Regions from separate parts of the Homo sapiens genome. Here region 2 is linked to region 1. The links are chromatin contacts, found by Hi-C or POLR2A ChIA-PET in ENCODE. All regions are on one chromosome and are shown on one strand. The core of a region is the stretch at or near the end of the contact, and the rest is flanking DNA. Distances in the headings are between cores, read along the strand shown.

What was found. Hi-C counts contacts between places; a loop is a spot of excess contacts on that map. ChIA-PET counts read pairs that join two places held with the same protein, here RNA polymerase II (POLR2A). Pooled maps may share reads with other maps.
Region 2: a loop to region 1 is called in a pooled map, with 11 times the contacts of the local background. The contact joins the enhancer-like site here to the promoter of TBC1D22B in region 1. A Hi-C loop is called at or near these places in 11 of 50 pooled maps. POLR2A ChIA-PET finds 5 or more read pairs at or near these places in 2 of 52 experiments (CD8-positive, alpha-beta T cell and MCF 10A).

The regions. Positions count from the first base shown.
Region 1 is chr6:37,256,025-37,259,878 of GRCh38, forward strand. It overlaps TBC1D22B (TBC1 domain family member 22B), which reads left to right and starts at 1,748. Exons shown (of 13, transcript NM_017772.4): 1 at 1,748-1,949. The coding sequence starts at 1,894. It overlaps TMEM217B (transmembrane protein 217B), which reads right to left and starts at 2,120. Exons shown (of 2, transcript NM_001395378.1): 1 at 1,544-2,120. TMEM217 (transmembrane protein 217) reads right to left here and starts at 2,120. Exons shown (of 3, transcript NM_001286401.2): 1 at 1,544-2,120. RefSeq lists a silencer at 1,579-1,708 and enhancers at 1,809-1,868, 1,969-2,028, 2,115-2,750.
Region 2 is chr6:37,100,876-37,105,035 of GRCh38, forward strand. No RefSeq gene overlaps it. Among named protein-coding and RNA genes, the nearest start is that of PIM1, 67 kb to the right of the region's middle. RefSeq lists enhancers at 984-1,591, 1,592-2,199, 2,446-2,495 and silencers at 1,678-1,817, 1,828-2,007. Within about 2 kb of position 1,721, at least 38 of the 41 ENCODE cell types and tissues checked have a DNase peak (open chromatin) inside an H3K27ac peak, as active enhancers do; they include CD8-positive, alpha-beta T cell, where a contact is called at or near this core.

The DNA.
Region 1 (3,854 bases), core at 498-2,997:
AAGGAGTATTTTGAGATATGTCTAGATACACAAATCATACTTTGCTTTCCACATAGTAAAATGTCAAATCAATAGGGAGCAGCTTCTGGAACATCTCTAAAGCCATGTGCATAAGCTGGAAAGTGGCAGGTATCTTGTCACATGGATGAGTGTATGGCAGCTCACATAGGGAAAGACAATTCAGAGGATACCTTTAAGACAATGAACTCTGAACTGCTGGTTGCCACCAAGGTAAGGAATCTAGAAGTTGTTTTAGATTACTCTTTCAAGACATCAACTCTTCTAAAGTCCAAACAGCCAGCAAAAGGTCTGGCTGTCCAGAATAAAGACAAAACATCAGCCTTAACAAAGCCTCAGTACATCCCTCTTTGGGCTTAGTGTGCAGTGCTGGTCACTGCATCCTAAGAAAAAGAAGCGCCAGAGAAAGGCAAGTAAAATAATTAAAAGAATAGAGGGGCTTTTTTTCTCTGGGTTAAATGCCCATAAAGAAGATAAGATGCTTTTATAGCATGAAAGACTCAGAGGAAGTAAAAATAGCCCTTGTCATCCAATCCTATAATTCTTAAATTAGGGGACAAAAGAAGCTTGAAAATGGGAGTAATGAAGAAACCGTCGTTGGAGGACATATAAAAGAAGGTCCTTCTTTGGCTGGGGCCAGGGGTCAGGTCTTTAAGTATTCTCCAATATGTGGAAGTACATGTGGTAGCTGTAAATGGAGGGTGGGGGTGGGGGTGGGGGACACGCAGCCCACCTCAACAGTCCTTCGAAGGGACAAAAACCACTCTGGACTGGTGCCCGCCTTCCCTCTTTCCCCAAATCACCACGGAATACAACCACAGAAACTCAAAACCAGCAAAAAACGCTGACAAGACATTCAAAGGATTCAAAATGCTAATACTAAATCTCATTGTCTGGGAAAATTAGATTGAAAATAAATTCAAGGGTGCAAGATTTATAATAGATTAACAAGGGAAATTAAGGATGTTGGTGGGGCCGGGAGGAGATACATCCTTAACTTTGTGATTCACACGATGGAGCAATACTGTGTCCTTCAAAGAAATGGTATTTGGTAATCTGAGTTGGACAGCTATCATAAACCATTTCCTATATACACTGTTAGCATAGTCAGAAAGTGAGAGTTATGGATTGACATAGGGATTAGATCATTTGAATTTTTAACCCACAGCACAAGTCCTTCAATCGTTTTCAATAAACAGAGGGAGAGGGAGACTCTGATGAACCGTTGCTCACGTGTTGAACAGTTAGCAATCCCGGGCTATCGGGTCCCTGCTGACCTTCCTTCAGAAAAACGAATGGACATGTAAACGGAATGAGGAAAGGAGGGTAATAACCAGAGTGTCATTGAATTGAGAGATGTTAAAAATGGGCCACAACCAACACATGGGCCCTTACTTTTAGGTGAAAGATTCCTATATATAAATACATAGTATGTTCTCTCTTGCCAAGAAATATTAGACTAAGGAACTTCATTCCTCACGAAGAAGATAATCCCCTCTTCCTTCCCATAGGTCCCTTACCTTACCTGCTTCTTCCCTCTCGCGGGTAGGAACTTTGAGCCCCGCCTCTCGGCTCGTCCAAGCTCCGCCTTCCCCGTCCACCTGTGTGCCCAGCCCCTGACGTTACCGGTCGGCTTCAGCGGCCTGCAGGATTCCGGCTCCCAATTGGTCGGCCCGTCCACGGCTTGCGCAGCTCACCAATGGCAGCGGTGCTGGGTGGAGGGGTGCCCACATCCAAGATGGCGTCCCCAGGAGCTGGGAGCGGGTGACCGGCGGCGGGGAAGCGGCCTGGGTTGGCCCTCAGATTGCGGGGTCTGGGGGCATCTCGCCGGGCAAACCCTTGGCCCGCCTACAAGGACTTCCCCCGGCCAGAGCAATGGCCGCTGAGAACAGCAAGCAGTTTTGGAAGAGGAGCGCTAAGCTGCCGGGGAGGTGAGCCCAGGACGCTGAGAGGGATAGGGGATTGGACCAAACCCTTCCAGATCCTAATCCCTGAATCCCGCGGGCCTGGGGCGCCACAGAGGCCAGAAGACTGGTTTGGGGAAGCTGGGACTGCCTGGTGGCGGCAGGGCAGCTGTCAGGCAGCGAAGCGAACAGCGAGCTTTGGGGACGGCTGGATGTGGGTGTAGACCGGGGTCTGGGGGCGGAGGTTTCAGGAGGGGTGACCTCAGCGGGAAGGTGGCCGAAGATTGGGCGTAAAGGGGAGTGGAGTTGGGTGAATAGTCAGTGTCGGCCCTGGTCTCGGAAGTTCCTCCCCAGAGCTGCTTCCCACTCTAATTAGGACTCCCTCTCAGGGGTCTCCACCACGCACAGGTGGTTGGTCGCTCGAGGATGGCCCCTTCCCTTGATCCCTGAGGTCGGCACTTACCCGAAGGATTCCGGTGGGAGTTTGGGGCCGCCTGCCGAGAGGGTTAGGCAGGAAAAGTGAGGACGATTCTCAACCCTGACCTTACTTTATCTTGAGTTGGCCCTTTCCCACTAGGAATTATTACAAGACGACCACAGAATCAGGGTTATTCCTTTGGCATTTTCTAAGGATTTGTCCAACCCCAAGTGACTTCTTCCTCCCCTGCATTGTAATGCACTTCTTGTGCAAATGCACTAAATTCGTTCATTCTTCAGTTGTTTAACTGGAGAGCAGACCCCCTAAGACTACCCCCACCCTCTTTTCGGTGTATGTTGAGACTTTTGGCAAATTATCCATCCATCAATCTACTGTTGGTTTACTGTTTCAGTTTATTTTGGGCAAAGTCCTGAGAAGTATAAGGAAGAGTGTGTATTTCAGTCGTAAATTTAAGATTTCTGCCAGCTACAGTCTACTTGGTGATGAAATTCATGTTTGGTTGTGTCCCCTGTGCTACCTTTTCTAATGGATTCAGGTTTTTTCCTTCTGGGATAATCTTTTGAACTCGTGACTTTTTTTTTTTAAGCGAGAGAGAGATGAGGGTCAGTAGTGGCTAGGTAAGAGCCTTAATTTTTTTTTTTTTTTTAAATGAAATAGAGACAAGGTCTGACTGTGTTGCCAGGGCTGGTCTCTGACTCCTGGCCTCAAGTGATCCTCTTGCCTTGGCCTCCCAAAGTGTTGGGATTACAGGCGTTAGCCACCATGCCCCACCAAGAGTCTTATTTTATTAAGGATTCTAGTAGACATATGGAGAATAGGGTGGAAATCAGCTTTTAGTAATACTTATTAAAGTAATAGAAAGGAATGCAAAGATAACTTCAGATTAAAGTGCTGTGGACTCAACAGTGTTAATATTACTGTTAAAGATGTTCTGTGTTTTTAGGTAAGCACACTTCCTGCCAACTGATTCCTTTTCCTTCCTGGTCTAGTGAGCTCTCTAGTTGTGCTAACTGCTATTCTCTGGGGTTTTCCGTAGTGAGATCATTAAATTTTGACATCCTAAGATTATAATCATAATCAATAGGAAGACTGTTGTATCAGGAAGCAGTGTAAGAGATGTGGGACGTGGCATGGGCTTCTGTGCCTTCTGACTGCTGGTTGCTATTAACAATCTTTTTTTCCTATATTTCCTGTATTTGGCTATAAGAACAGTCAACTTTTTTAAAGCACTACTTTTCTGAGATAGGAAGAGAAGTCTTTTCAGTTTCTTCAAGTTTCTGGATTCCTTTTTCATTTTGAAGAATATAGAGAAATAGAGAACTTTCGAGTTCAGAAAGACTTGGGTTACTATTTGGGCTCTGTTGTGTGTGTGACCAAGACAAATAATCTTTCTAGGCCTCAATTTCCTTACCTATGAAATGAGAAATAAAAATACTTTCCTCAGAGTTACTGTGGGGACTAAGTGAAATACCCTATTTGTAAAGAGCCTAGGA
Region 2 (4,160 bases), core at 471-2,970, 160 kb before region 1:
CTTACATGTTAGTTGCAAGGACATCTGGGAAGGTCAGTTTCTGGCCTTTACTTTGGGGAAGTGGGATTTATGATGTGGGAAAAACCCAAAATAGGAAAGTTGATCAAAAAATGCTGGTGACTGTAGGCAAGGCAAACGCCCCCTACATATGGTTTAGGATTTTTTTTTCTCATAAATACAGAATACTAATTTAATCATTCTCTGAACCTCCAGTGCCTAGCTCAGTGCCTGGCAGACAGCAGAACTCAATACACTAGAAAGGAAAGGAAGAGGGAGGAGAGAGAGATTGCACATTTACATGCTGCCTTACCAAGCAAGGTTGAATGAAGACTTGCTGTTTGGGTACATAAGACTCCCAAGGCCCTTTAGGAATTTGAAGGAAGGGGACTCCCTTGCACATACATGCTTAAGTCACACCTGTAAGCTCTGGCGTACAGCCTCCGGACCACATGAAACGCTCGATGTGTCCTGAGTAGTCGTCCACTTTCTCTGTAGCCCACCTGTTTGCTTACTGTCACTCAGGCTGTCACTGAATCTCCTCCCCTCCCTAGTCCCAGGAGAGGTTTTACTAGTCTCTGAAGGCCAATCTAAAACAGTTGTTGCAAAGGCAACGCCAGAGGCCTCCCAGGGTGATGACTATGTTGACAAAGATCACTGGCACCTAAATTCAAGCAGGTCTGTAAAACTCTGTCTTGTTCTTTTTTTTTTTTTTTCTTTTTGATATGGTGTCTCACTCTGTCGCCCAGGCTGGAGTGCAGTGGCGCGATCTCGGCTCACTGCAAGCTCTGCCTCCCGGGTTCACACCATTCTCCTGCCTCAGCCTCCTGAGTAACTGGGACTACAGGCGCCCGCCACTATGCTCAGCTAATTTTTTGGTATTTTTAATAGAGACGGGGTTTCACCGTGTTAGCCAAGATGGTCTCCATCTCCTGACCTCGTGATCCGCCCGCCTCGGCCTCCCAAAGTGCTGGGATTACAGGCGTGAGCCACTGCGCCTGGCCTGTCTCGTTCTTCATGGTCAAGGTGGGCCATGACAATGATAACATGGGTCCTGCCTCTTAAAGTTTATATTGTAGTTTAATTGGTGAGCACACACACGCTTAAATGATGAGCAGCTCTCTGGGTGCCAAATGAAATAGGAAAAAGCAAATGCTCCCAAGGTTTAAGGAAGACCAGGTTGGCATAGCTGAGCTGATGAGAAAAGGTGCTGGAAAGACGGGGGGCTGTTAAGGGATGAAGTAGTTAGAGTACGTGGGAGCTGTGGCAAACCTGCATTCTTCCCTAACCCTTCCAAACCAGGTCAGATCCCGGTAGCATCACCACGGTACCCTTCATATCAAGGCTGAATTTCATTTTGGTGATTATCTGATCCGGTGTCTGCCTCCTCCATTTTACAAAGATCTTGCCATTGTGCCCCAGGACAGCGATAGGTGGGCAGAGGCCAGTGAGGACCAGGTCAGGGCGAGGCTGCTGGGAGGGAGAGGCTGAGCCGATCACAAAGACAGTCTGCAGCTTTCCTCCTCCCCCTCCCCCAGGGAGGAGCAGCTGATGTGTTTCAGGAGTGTTCCAATCCAATTAGTGCCCTCCCTCCCCTCCACGGTGGCCCAAGCCACCACTCCCTTCCCCGAGGTGGAGACTGGGTGGGGAGGGGGTGCTGAGGAGGTCTGAACATCCTGACCCAGCTCCTCGTGGCAGCACAGCTGGCTCGCTGCTACTGAGCTCAAGGCTGCTATGACAGCGCTCGTTTCCAGGCGACTGTTCTGGGGAATGCTCTGTTTTGGCAACCAGAGGGCCCCCGGGTAAGGGGGGCCCGCAGGACGCCGCGTCATTTGCATGGCAACCTCCTCCCTCCCCGAGCTGCGCGCTGCTCTGCGGCAGGCGGGCAGCCTGGCCCGGCCGCCCCGGCCCCTCGCCCTCCGCCCAGGCCCGCCTTGCGGCTCCGGCGCGGCGCTGTCACCGCCTTCTCCACACCGGGAGGCGGAGGCTGCACGCAGAGCTAGGGCATTTCCGGAAAGGCTGGTGCCCTAGGGAAGTGGGGAAATGATGCTTGGGGACAAAACACTGAAATGGGGGAGGGGAAATGAAATAAAATCTTTCCAAGCCAGAGTCAAAGTCACATGGCTTGGTAGCATCAAAATGCATTCTGGATAGCAGGGTTGGCTCACAAAATGTTTATTTAGGTGAACTCACAGCTAAGCCCTAGGAGATACTCAGAAAATTTCTTTTGGATCATTACACTGCATGTGTGTGTGAATTTGGGAATGGGAAAAAATATTTCTTACCTAGGCAAATAAGGCAGTGATATTCTTAGGAAATATTTTCAAATTCTTGCAGGGGGACTTGGTGACATTGTATTTTCTGAATTTGTTGGAAGAAACCGAAAGAGAAAATAAATTCCTGGGAGCCTCCCTTCTCTCCTGCATATACCCACCCCACCCAAACCACACACACCAGCACAAGTCCATGATGCCAACTGGGATACCAGGGCTGTGACATGTGGACCAACATTAACTGCCCAAGGACACATGCCCTGGGCTGGAACCTGAGAGGGGGTTGGGCCGGGGCAGGTCACCCCAGCTGAGCGATCACATTTCCCTGGCAGCTGTCCAAGGGGCAGCTCCCAGCTGCACCTGTTTGTGGGGTGATTTGCTTTTATCAGTATTGACACAGCAGCAGGGCCAGGGAATAGCATAGTAATAAATAAATGAGAGAGGGAAAAAAAATAAAAAAAGGCCGGAGCCACCGAGGCGAGGCAAAAATGCTGAGGTCTTTTTTTGCTTGTATGTCAGCGCATTCAATCCAGTTTCCCCACCCCTGAAATCTCTGAGGATCACAGAGCAGGCTTGGCATGGGAACTCTGGGTCTTAAAGAGATAGAATTGCAGAATCAGAGGCATCTTAAGATCCTTTTGTGCCAGGCGTCCCTAACCAGCAGATCTCAGGGTTACTTGCTACCCTCACCTGCCCCTACTGTTTGTCAGGAACCTCAGCAGGAAGGGAGTTTCTTCCTCTCTCTGCCAACTTTAGCATCAGGGAAGTAGAATAATTCAAGTGGAGGGTCTGGAGTTAGTCAAACCTAGGATCAAATCCTGGCTCTGTCTAGCTGTGTGACTTGGGGTATATTAACTAACTACTCTGAGCCTCGATTCCTCTCCGGAAAAAATGGAGAAAATATCTTTCCTTTTTTGTTTTGTTTTGTTTTGTTTTTTGAGACAGAGTCTCGCTCTGTCGGCCAGGCTGGCATGCAGTGGCATGATCTCAGCTCACTGCAACCTCTGCCTCTCAAGTTCAAGCAATCCTTGTGCCTCAGCCTCCTGAGTAGCTGGGATTACAGGTGTCCGCCACCACACCCGGCTAATTTTTTGTATTTTTAGCTGAGATAGGGTTTCACTATGTGGCGCAATCTCGGCTCCGTGCAACCTCTGCCTCCCGGGTTCAAGCAATTCTCCTGCCTCAGCCTCCCAAGTAGCTGGGATTATAGGCGCCTGCCACCACGCCCAGCTAATTGTTGTATTTTTAGTAGAGGCGGTGTTTTACCATGTTGGCCAGGCTGGTCTCAAACTCCTGACCTCAAGTGATCCGCCCACCTCAGCCTCCCAAAGTGCTGGGCTGCCAGGCATGAGCCACCGCACCCAACCTCCCTCGGCTTTCTTTCCAGGATTGGAAAAAAATGCAGTACAAAACAAAAAGCAAAACAAATCTGTGGAATCTGATCTATTCCAGAAATGAGAGAGGGGAAGCAAGAGCCTGACGCTCTCTTCGTTCCTCAAATAGGGCCAAAGGTTGCCTCTTGGTTTTTCCAGCCTTGTTGTCACTCTTCAGGGGGCCGCAAGCTGACTCACCTATGCTCTAATACAATATGATACAGTAAGTCGGATGTAAACAAACCTGTTCACCAGAAGCCACCTGACCAAGCCTAGAGATAAAATGCACTTGTAAAAATTACTAGCAATAAAGTCACTACCATGTTTCAAACACGGAGGCAGGTCTCCAGGGTCAGGCTAGTGTATCAGCCATAAACATGGTTTCTGCTCAGACCGCTCAGCTCTAACCCCAGGCCTGACACCTACCAGTCACATGCCTGTGTCAGGTTATTTTACTTTCAGAAGCTTTGCTTTTCTTGTCAGTAAGATGGGGGCAAGAATACCCCATCAGCTTGTT